Linked DNA regions of Homo sapiens: region 2 is linked to region 1. Evidence: read pairs that join two places in POLR2A ChIA-PET (ENCODE). Cell type or tissue: Panc1. All regions are shown on one strand. Links, peaks and the distances in the headings refer to the core of each region. The heading gives the core; the rest is flanking DNA.

Evidence for each region. ChIA-PET counts read pairs that join two places held together with the same protein. Peaks named below come from ENCODE experiments on the same cell type or tissue, not always from the same donor. Only the 100,000 strongest peaks of a DNase experiment are listed, where the experiment ranks them.
Region 2: POLR2A ChIA-PET joins it to region 1 with 6 read pairs; 4 of 35 experiments call an interaction of 5 or more read pairs at or near these places.

What each region holds. Positions count from the first base shown.
Region 1 is chr9:111,784,681-111,788,680 of GRCh38, forward strand. SHOC1 (shortage in chiasmata 1) reads right to left here. Exons shown (of 28, transcript NM_001378211.1): 3 at 1,232-1,355. Among named protein-coding and RNA genes, the nearest start is that of SHOC1, 8.3 kb to the right of the region's middle. In Panc1, for the core only: no CTCF peak of the experiment used is centred there; no DNase peak of the experiment used is centred there.
Region 2 is chr9:112,044,237-112,049,473 of GRCh38, forward strand. All of the region lies in intron 15 of SUSD1 (sushi domain containing 1), which reads right to left. Among named protein-coding and RNA genes, the nearest start is that of LINC02977, 6.4 kb to the left of the region's middle. In Panc1, for the core only: no CTCF peak of the experiment used is centred there; no DNase peak of the experiment used is centred there; H3K27ac peaks cover 3,927 bases.

The sequences.
Region 1 (4,000 bases), core at 1-4,000:
TCGGTGGCTCAAACAACAAACATTCATTTCTCATAGCTTTGGAGGCTGGGAGGTCCAAGATTAAGGCACCAGAAGATTCAGTGTCTAGTGAGGGCCCACTTCCTGGTTCATGGGTGGCTGTCTTCTTGCTGGCCTCACATGGCAGAAAGGTCAAGGGAGCTCTTTGGGGTCTCTTTTATAAGGGTACTAATCCCTTTCATGAGGACTCCATCCTCATGTTCTAGTCACCTCCCAAAGGCCCCACCTTCAAATATAAATTTGGGGGGACACAAACATTCAGTCTATTGCAGCTGTAATCAAAATAAACAAACAAACAAACTCACTGTTATGGCCTACAAAGCCTTATTCGGAAATTGCCTACTTCTCAGTCCCTTTTTCATTACCCAGTCACAATAGCTTAATTTTCTGGTCCTTACACACATCAAGTTCGTTCTTGAGTCAGGAACTTTGCATTTGCTTGAAGGGCTTTTCCCCCATATTTTTCATGGTTGTTGCTTTCCCATGATTCAGGTCTCAACTCAAATGTCCTCCTCCTGAGAGAGACATTTCCCTAACTATCTTAGGAAATAGCACTCCCTACTCCCGCAATTTCATATCACTTAGCATTACTGTCTCTTCTCTATACATTTATCAATATCAGATACTAGTTTATATATTTAATGGTTTTGTTGCTGTATCCTCCTTACCAGTCTAAAACCCACTGAGAGCAGAGACTACTTCTATGTCTTTTAAGTACTGTGTCCTTAGTACTTATAACAGTGCTTGGTACATAATATATACCAAGTAAATGCTGTTAACCGACTTGACTCCTCCAAGGATGCTACTTCTTTACTAGTCCATGACTTGATACAAACAAAAAACTATTTTATACATATATGCTTAAAAATAATTTTATATTCGGTGTGCCATTACAACTTGAAGTAGGCCTCAGATAGTCAAGAAAAATTCTATTATAATAAAACAAATGTTTACAATGTTAGACTATTTTAAGTCTTCATCATCTACATATCTTTTATTTGGTTTATTCATATCAAATATAAGCTTTCCAATTCCTTATTTAGTTACCTAAATTCTATAATAAAATACTAAGTTGTTAACTTCTTGGAATTCTGACATGAGTAGATGCAATGAGTTTTTAATTAGTAAAACATTGCATATTCTTAATAATTTGCTGTGCTAAACTCTGAAATGGCTTTTAAAACACATTTTTAAGAAATGAAAACAAACATACCTCTCGTCCATGGCCTCCTAAATTTATTATCAGTAACTGCTACATGGTAACTTTCATCTTGATATAAACATGAAGGGATTCGAAGCAATAAAGCATCTCTGTAAAACTTCTTTCTAACCACATTCTGTGGAAGAAAGAAAGATTAGAAAATCTTTTAACATGTACTATTTATCAATATTCAGAATATATTAAAATTCTCTATACTTTGAAACTTATATGATTTTTCTTTAAAAGTAATACATGCTCCTTATAAAAAACAGGCATACCTAATCCCAGCACTTTGGGAGGCCCAGGCGGGCAGATCACAAGGTCAGGAGATTGAGACCATCTGGCTAACACGGTGAAACCCCATCTCTACTAAAAATACAAAAAAATTATCCGGGCGTGGTTGTGGGCGCCTGTGGTCCCAGCTCCTCAGGAGGCTGAGGCAGGAGAATGGTGTGAACCCGGGAGGTGGAGTTTGCAGTGAGCCGAGATCGCGCCACTGCACTCCAGCCTGGGCGACAAAGTGAGACTCCGTGTCAAAAAAACAACAACAAAAAAAACAGGCATCCCTCACTTTATTGTGCTTTATTCTATTGTGCTCTGCAGATTTTTTTTTTTTTTTTTTTTTTTTTACAAATTGAAGCTTTGTGGCAACCCCATGATGAGCAAATCTGTCTCTGCCATTTTTCCAAAAGCATGTGCTCACTTCCTGTGTCACATTTTGGTAACTGTCCCAACATTTGAAACTTTTCCGTTATTATTCTATATGTTATGATAATCTGTGATCAGTGGTCTTTGATGTTAGTTACCATTGTAATTGTTTGGGGGTGGCATGAACTGCACCATATAAGACAGCAAATTAATTGATAAATGTTGTGTGTATTCTGACAAAACAGCCTTCTGTTAGAAGAAGATGCCAACGAGGACTTTCATAGCTAGAAAGAAGTCAATGTCTGTGTTCAAACTTCAAAGGACAAGCTGACTCTCTTGCTAGAAGCTAATGCAGTTGGTGATTTTAAGTTGAAGCTAATGCTCATTTACCATTCTGAAAATCCCAGGGCCCTTAAGAATTATACTAAATCTACCCTGTCTATGCTCTATAAATGGAATAACAAAGCCTGGATGATGGCACATGTATTTACAACATGGTTTACCGAATATTTTAAGCCTATTGTTGAGACCTACTTTTGGGGGAAAAAAAAGATTACTTTAAAAATATTACCGCTTGTTGATAATGCACCTGGCCACCCAAGAGCTCTGATGGAGATGTACAAGGAGATTAATGTTTTCAAATATGTATTCTGCAGCCTATGGATCAAGGAGTCATTTCAACTTTAAGGTCTTATAGAAATAAATACATTTTGTAAGGATATAGCTGCCATAGATGGTGATTCCTCTGATAGATCTAGGCAAAGTCAATTGAAAACCTTTGAGAAGGGAGAACCATTCTGGATGCCATTAAGAACATTCGTGATCATCAGAGGAGGTCAAAATATCAACATGAACAGAAGTTTGAAAGAAGTTGATTCCAACCTGCATGGATGACTTTCAGGGATTCAAGACTTAAGTGGAGGAAGTACATAACTATAGAGGTGATAGAAATAGCAAGAGAATTTGAATTAAAAATGGAGCCTGAAGTTGTGGTTGAATTACTGCAATCTCATGATAAAACTTGAACAGATGAGGAGCTGCTTCTTATGGATGAGCAAAGGAAGGGGTTTCTTGAGATGGAATCTGCTCCTGGTGAAGACACTGTAAACATTGTTTAAATGACAACAAAGGATTCAGATTATTCCATAAACTTAGTTGATAAAGCAGCAGCAGAGTTTGAGAGGATTGAGTCTAATTTTCAAAGAAGTTCTGTGAGTAAAATGCTATCAAACAGCACTGCATGCTACAGAGAAATCTTTGGTGACTGAAAGAATCAATGTAGCAAACTTCATTGTTGCCTTAAGAAATTGCCACAGCCACCACTCTGATCAGTCAGCAGCCGTCAACTTCAAGGCAAGATGCTCCACCAGCAAAAAGATTATGACTCACTAAAGACTCGGGTAATTATTTATTATCATTTTTTAGCAATAAAGTATTTTTCAATTAAGTTATGCCCATGGTTTTTTAAGACATAGTGCTACTGCACTTAATGGACTATAGTATAGCATAAACATAACTTTTTTTTTTTTTTTTTTTGAGACAGAGTCTCGCTCTTGTCGCCCAGGCTGGAGTGCAGTGGCGTGGTCTCGGCTCACTGCAACCTCAGCCTCCCGCGTTCAAGCTGCACTCCAGCCTGGATGACACAGCGAGACTCCATCTCAAAAACACAAAAACAAAAAAATGAGAATAAAAAAAAAAAAGCTATTCTCCTGCCTCAGCCTCCTGAGTAGCTGGGATTACAAGCGCCCACCACCATGCCCGGCTGATTTTTGTACTTTTGGTAGAGACAGGGTTTTGCCATGTTGGCCAGGCTGGTCTCAAACTCCTGATCTCAGGTGATCTGCCCGCCTCAGCCCCCCAATTATAAACATAAATTTTATATGCACTGGGAAACCAAAAAATTCTCATGACTGACTTTATTGTGATATTTGCTGTTGCTGAGGTATGCCTGTATCAGATAACACAGAACCACATAACTGAGAAAGTCAAGGCCCCTTGTAATATCAGTAGTAGTTTGATGTATTTTCCTACAGATATTTTTTCTAGGTTAAGCTAAAATATATGTGTAAGTACTTGACAAAAAACGGGATGACATCATTTACATATCACTTAGCAATGTGCTTTTTTTCACTA
Region 2 (5,237 bases), core at 500-4,499, 260 kb after region 1:
AAAATAGCCTAGAAACAAATCCAAGCATATCAAATACTTTCAAAGTTTGAATACTGGAGTCAGATGTCCAAGTCTTTATCTGAACACCACCACTGCCTGTGTGACTTTGTGCAAGTTATTCATCCATTCTGTGTCTCAGTCCCCACACTGAGGGATGCTGTAATAACATGGGAATGATAGCAATACTACCCACCTCTAGGTAGTGGGAGAAGTCAGTGAGTTAGTACAGGTTGAAACAGTGCCTGGCACAGAATAAGCAATAAGCAAATGTTAGCTATTGTTAATTATTATTGTTTTTGTTGTTTTGATACTGTTTCAGATCATTGGGGAAATGATAAATTTTTCATAACCAGTGCTGAGAAAATTGGCTAACCATTTAGAATCAAATAATTTTGATCACTAGAGCTTACACCATATATCAAAATAAAATCCAGATGGATTACAGACTTAAATTGAAACCTAAAAGGATTAGGAAATGTTAGTGAATATTTACCTAATATTAAAGGGGGTAAGAAATTTCTAAGCATATTCGTTAACACAGAAACCTTAAGAGAATGAGAGATTTAACCACTTTAAAAAGCATGCACTTCTTATACCAAAAACTACCATAAGCAAGATTAAAAGGCAAATGGCAAGCTGGATAAAATATCTAGAATAATGGGCAAGAAGTTAACATACAGAGAGTGTTACAGATTAATAAAGACATACCTCAATAGCGAAATGAGAAAATTCTACGAAAAGGTAAATCACATGAAAAACATGATTACAGATGATCAATAAAACTTTGAGCAAATGCTCTCTTACAAGTAATAAAAATGCAAATTAAGGCATTAAGATGCCATCTTTGTGCATGACTCAGAAACATTTTTTTAAATGCCATCTTGGTGGACTAATTAACTAGATTTGTTTTGTTTTGTTTTGTTTTTAAGAGAAAATACAATTCTGGAGATGAACGGGGGAGCTGGTACTTTACTGCACTGGCATTTCATCCGATCTACCCAGTATTCCTTCCAACTTCTGACATCAAGTTTTTTTCTGTGTATTTTTTCCTCTACACTTTAACCCTCTGTATATTTTAATCACTGATTGATGAATATGTTGAACTGAAGATGACTGTGGACAGAAATCCATATCATGCATATTCTTGGGTTTGATTTCAACTCATCAATAATTGTTAATGAGTTGATATCAACTGTGCATAGCCATTCAGCTTGTTTCTAAGCCCACATACAGCTCTCATGTCCCCACATTGTCCACAAGGACATTATTGTTATTATGCGTGCCATATTTCCCTGACCAATTACTGACTCTGTGCAAGAAGAAATGGAAAGCAATCTGACCTAATCTGCTCTTAAAGCTCCTGACTCCCGGGAACTGCTGTTTTTTCTACCAGGGATACACAAGCCATCACTTGAAGACCTTGCTTTGCCTTGACTTCAAGTTACCATCATCTACACTTCTGGTGGTTCTTCCTTTGTACAAAGTTCCTTGTTCTTTGCTCATCTCTAGTCCTCTTACATCTCTCCATTTTCTTCAAGGTTTATTGAAGATCATTTGCAATGGTTTATCCATCTCATGTGAAAATTGTATGAACCTGCCAGAATACGCTACATCCATGTTGGAAGACTTGAACCTATGTAGGGTAGCAAGCTCTTTTCTTTCTTCTAACTATCCCCTCACAAACGAAGAGGACAAAAGCTAAGTAGGAGTTAAGGAAGCTGACTTTCACTTGACCATCCACCAGCAGGATCTACCTGGGCACAACTATTCCTTACTCTAGACATAGTATTGGAAAATGATCTTTATTTATTCTGCATAGCACAATTTGGGTTTGGCTCCAGGAATGATTCTTGCTGGTAGATCAGTTCCTGGTTATATGTCTTTTTGTCTACTTTGCATATATACTCTAAAAATCTGAGTCAATCTAATCAAGAGTGCTCACAAGTGTTGCCACACAAGCTTCTTTAGAGACTTTCCTCATTAATTCCTTAATAAGAAAATTTACAACTGGCAAATTTGAATTGTATTTTTTATAGCCTCACCATCCTTTGGTTACCCTACCTTTCCATGGTCTCATGCCAGAGAACCATGTTTATTTTTCTTCTGAATCACTTGTAGAATATTTTTTTACAAACCCAAGTGAATCACTCATGTGTTATATCCCACATCAGTTACTCAATCTTGGAGAAAGTAAGTCCATTAAGACTAAACTTCACCATTCTCTTTATGGTGGCTCCCTCAAGAGAGCTAGTGCTCAGGAGGAGTGATGGGGCCTTGCTGGACTTATCTTTAACCCCTTCCCTGATAGAAATATCACATGCTGAAGAGGAAGTTAGAAAGGCCCTATTTCTACTCTCAGACTTTGTGACAGCTTGAGGACGCTCCATGGGTGTGGACATTTTTTCATGAATATACACGGGCATGGTCACTTCCTGAAAGCACCAATTCTGTTCTCCAAATGGTAAATAATAATAAAAATAATAATTAGCACAGTGACTTCTATTTACTGTGTTAAATTTCTCTTTGCTATTCTAGGGTCTTCTCACTTGAATTCCATTCAGAGCCAAAGATGGCAAAGGAAATCAAAGTGGAAAACTAATTTAAAGATAAGTTTAAAGATTAATTTAAAGATTAATGCTTGATACATTAGCAACACTGTTATATTCCATTTTTATTGCAGTTTAACAAATCACCACAAACTTAGGTAGCTTTAACCCATTTATGAGCTCAGAATTCTGTGGGTGGTAAGTTCAGGCACATTGTGGCTGGTTCTCTGCTCAGGGCCTGTATTAGTCCCTTCTCACACTGCTATAAAGAACTACCTGAGACTGGGTAATTTAAAAGAAAAGAGGTTTAATTGACTCACAGTTCCACAGGGTGTACAGGAGGCAAGGCTAGGGAGGCCCCAAGAAATGTACCATCAAGGCAGAAGGTGAAGGGGAAGCAGGCACAGTCTTCACATGGCCAGAGCAGGAGAGAGAGAGAGTAAAGGAGGAAGTGCTACACACGTTCAAACAACCAAATCTCATGAGAACTCTATCACGAGAACAGCAAGGGGGTAATTCATTCCCATGATTCAGTCATCTCCCACCAGGCCCCTCCTTCAATACATGGGGATTACAATTCGACATGAGATTTGGGTGGGTACATAGAAGAAAACCGTATTAGGGCCTTACGAGGCTAGAATCAAGGTCTCAGGTGGACTGAACTTCTTTCTGGAGGCTCTGGAGAAGAAGCTGCTTCCAAGCTCATTCAGGTTATTGGCTACATTCAGTTCCTTGCTGCTATGGTTTGAGTTTATATCCTCTGAAACTCACTTGAAATTTAATCCTCAATGTGGTGGTGTCAGGAGTTGGGACCTAGTGGGAACTATTTGGGTCATGGGGTTGGAGCCCTCATGAACAGATTAATGCCCTCTCTCAGAGGTGAGTGAGTTCTTGCTCTGGAGGGGCTGTATTACCAGGGAGCTAGTTGTTATAAAAATGAGTCAACTTCCTAGACTCTTTCTTGCTTCCTGTGTCATCACATGATCTCTTTGTATATACCTGCTGGCTTTTCCACTTCTCTACCATTGTTCTGGTGAGCATGTAGCCCTCACCAGAAGCAGGCCAGATGCAGTACTATGCTCTTGAACTTCCCAGCCTACAGACTCATGAGCTAAATAAACCTCTTTTCTTAATAAGTTACCCAGCCTCCAGTATTCTGTTATAGCAACACAAAACAGACTAAGACACTTGCAGTTATAGGACTAGGGTCCCCATTTTCTTACTGGCTGCAGCCAGGCCTTGCTCAGCTCCTTCTGTTAAGCTGCACTCCTTGCCATGTGGACCCCTCCATCTTCAAGCTGCAGGAGAATTTCCCTATGTCAAATCCATCTCATTCTTTGAAGCTCCAACTTCCCCTATCTCTGACCTCTAGATCCAGATTTAAAGGGCTCCTGTGATTAGGTCAAGCCTATCTGGATAATCTCCCTATTCGGGAGCTTAAGTACATCTCCAAAATCCCTTCACAGCAATACCTAGAACAGTCTTTGAATGAATAACTGAGAGAAGGTAGATGTATACCAAAGACAAGGAATTTGGGAACCATATTAGAATTCTTCCCATCACAACTATAAAGGTTTAAAATGATTGTGTGCATGTATATATGTACATATATACACATATATGTACATATACAGTAAATACATATGTATACATACACACTAGGTTTATATCCTGATGTAAGTCTTCTCTGGCTTATTTGATAAGTATTGCACCTCCTATGCTTCATTTCCCATAAAACTAACTGCTGCTTCCTCAGTAATCATTCAGCCCAATTCAGTGCATTCTGATTGAACACCTAATGCATGCCAGGCTCTGTTCCTCCTCTTCAAATGCCCTTCAAGGGTGTAAAATCTAGTAGTAGAAGACAGACAAAACAAGTGCACACCCATTGCTCTAAAATATAGCAGAATAGCCAAAGAAGGGCAGATCCTGCCCTGTTGAGAAAATTTAAAAAGCTTCAGGGAAGAAAGGGCATTTGATTTTAATCTTGAAAAACAGGTGGGATAAGCAGAGATTCACAGGTGGGTGATCAGGAAATCCAGATGGAAGTCGTCAAGTAATTATATGAGCAAGGACATTAAGAGGAGAAAGCATGGGCCATAGCCAGAAAACAGCTGGAACATTGGTTTGAATGGAGAAGAATAAAAGATGTAATTAGAAGGGTATGTTTGTGTCAAATAGAGGACTTGGAAGCCAAACTGAAAAATAATGGAGGACCACAGAAGCAGAGGAAACAAAATCAGTTCTGAGTTTAGAAACAAGTCAGGTGGTGGTGTGTAGGCTGGAATGACGAGGGAAATTCTGAACTCTTGTGATGGGAGATGAGGAAGGAGGATTTGCCCGTCATCCCTGCTACAGGTAGGAAGGCCTATGCTCAGGGAGTGAACACAGAAATGAAAATCAGAGAGGCGTGCCCAAGGTGCTAAATGTGGGCTGAAAGAGAAAAAGGAGTAGTCCCGAATAACTCAGAGGTTTCATGCTTACGACTGGAGAATGTTCCCCGATTACAGCTTATTATCATCTCACATATATCAAATGACCTTGCTTTGTGACTCAAGAAATCACAGACTCATAATACTCTGTGGCTGGAAAGCATCTCAGAGATCCCAGAGAGAGGGCGACTGAGAACTGGCCAAGTTAAATACTATTTCAAAGACACTTGGCTGATTAGTAGCAGAAGACTCAGGCAAG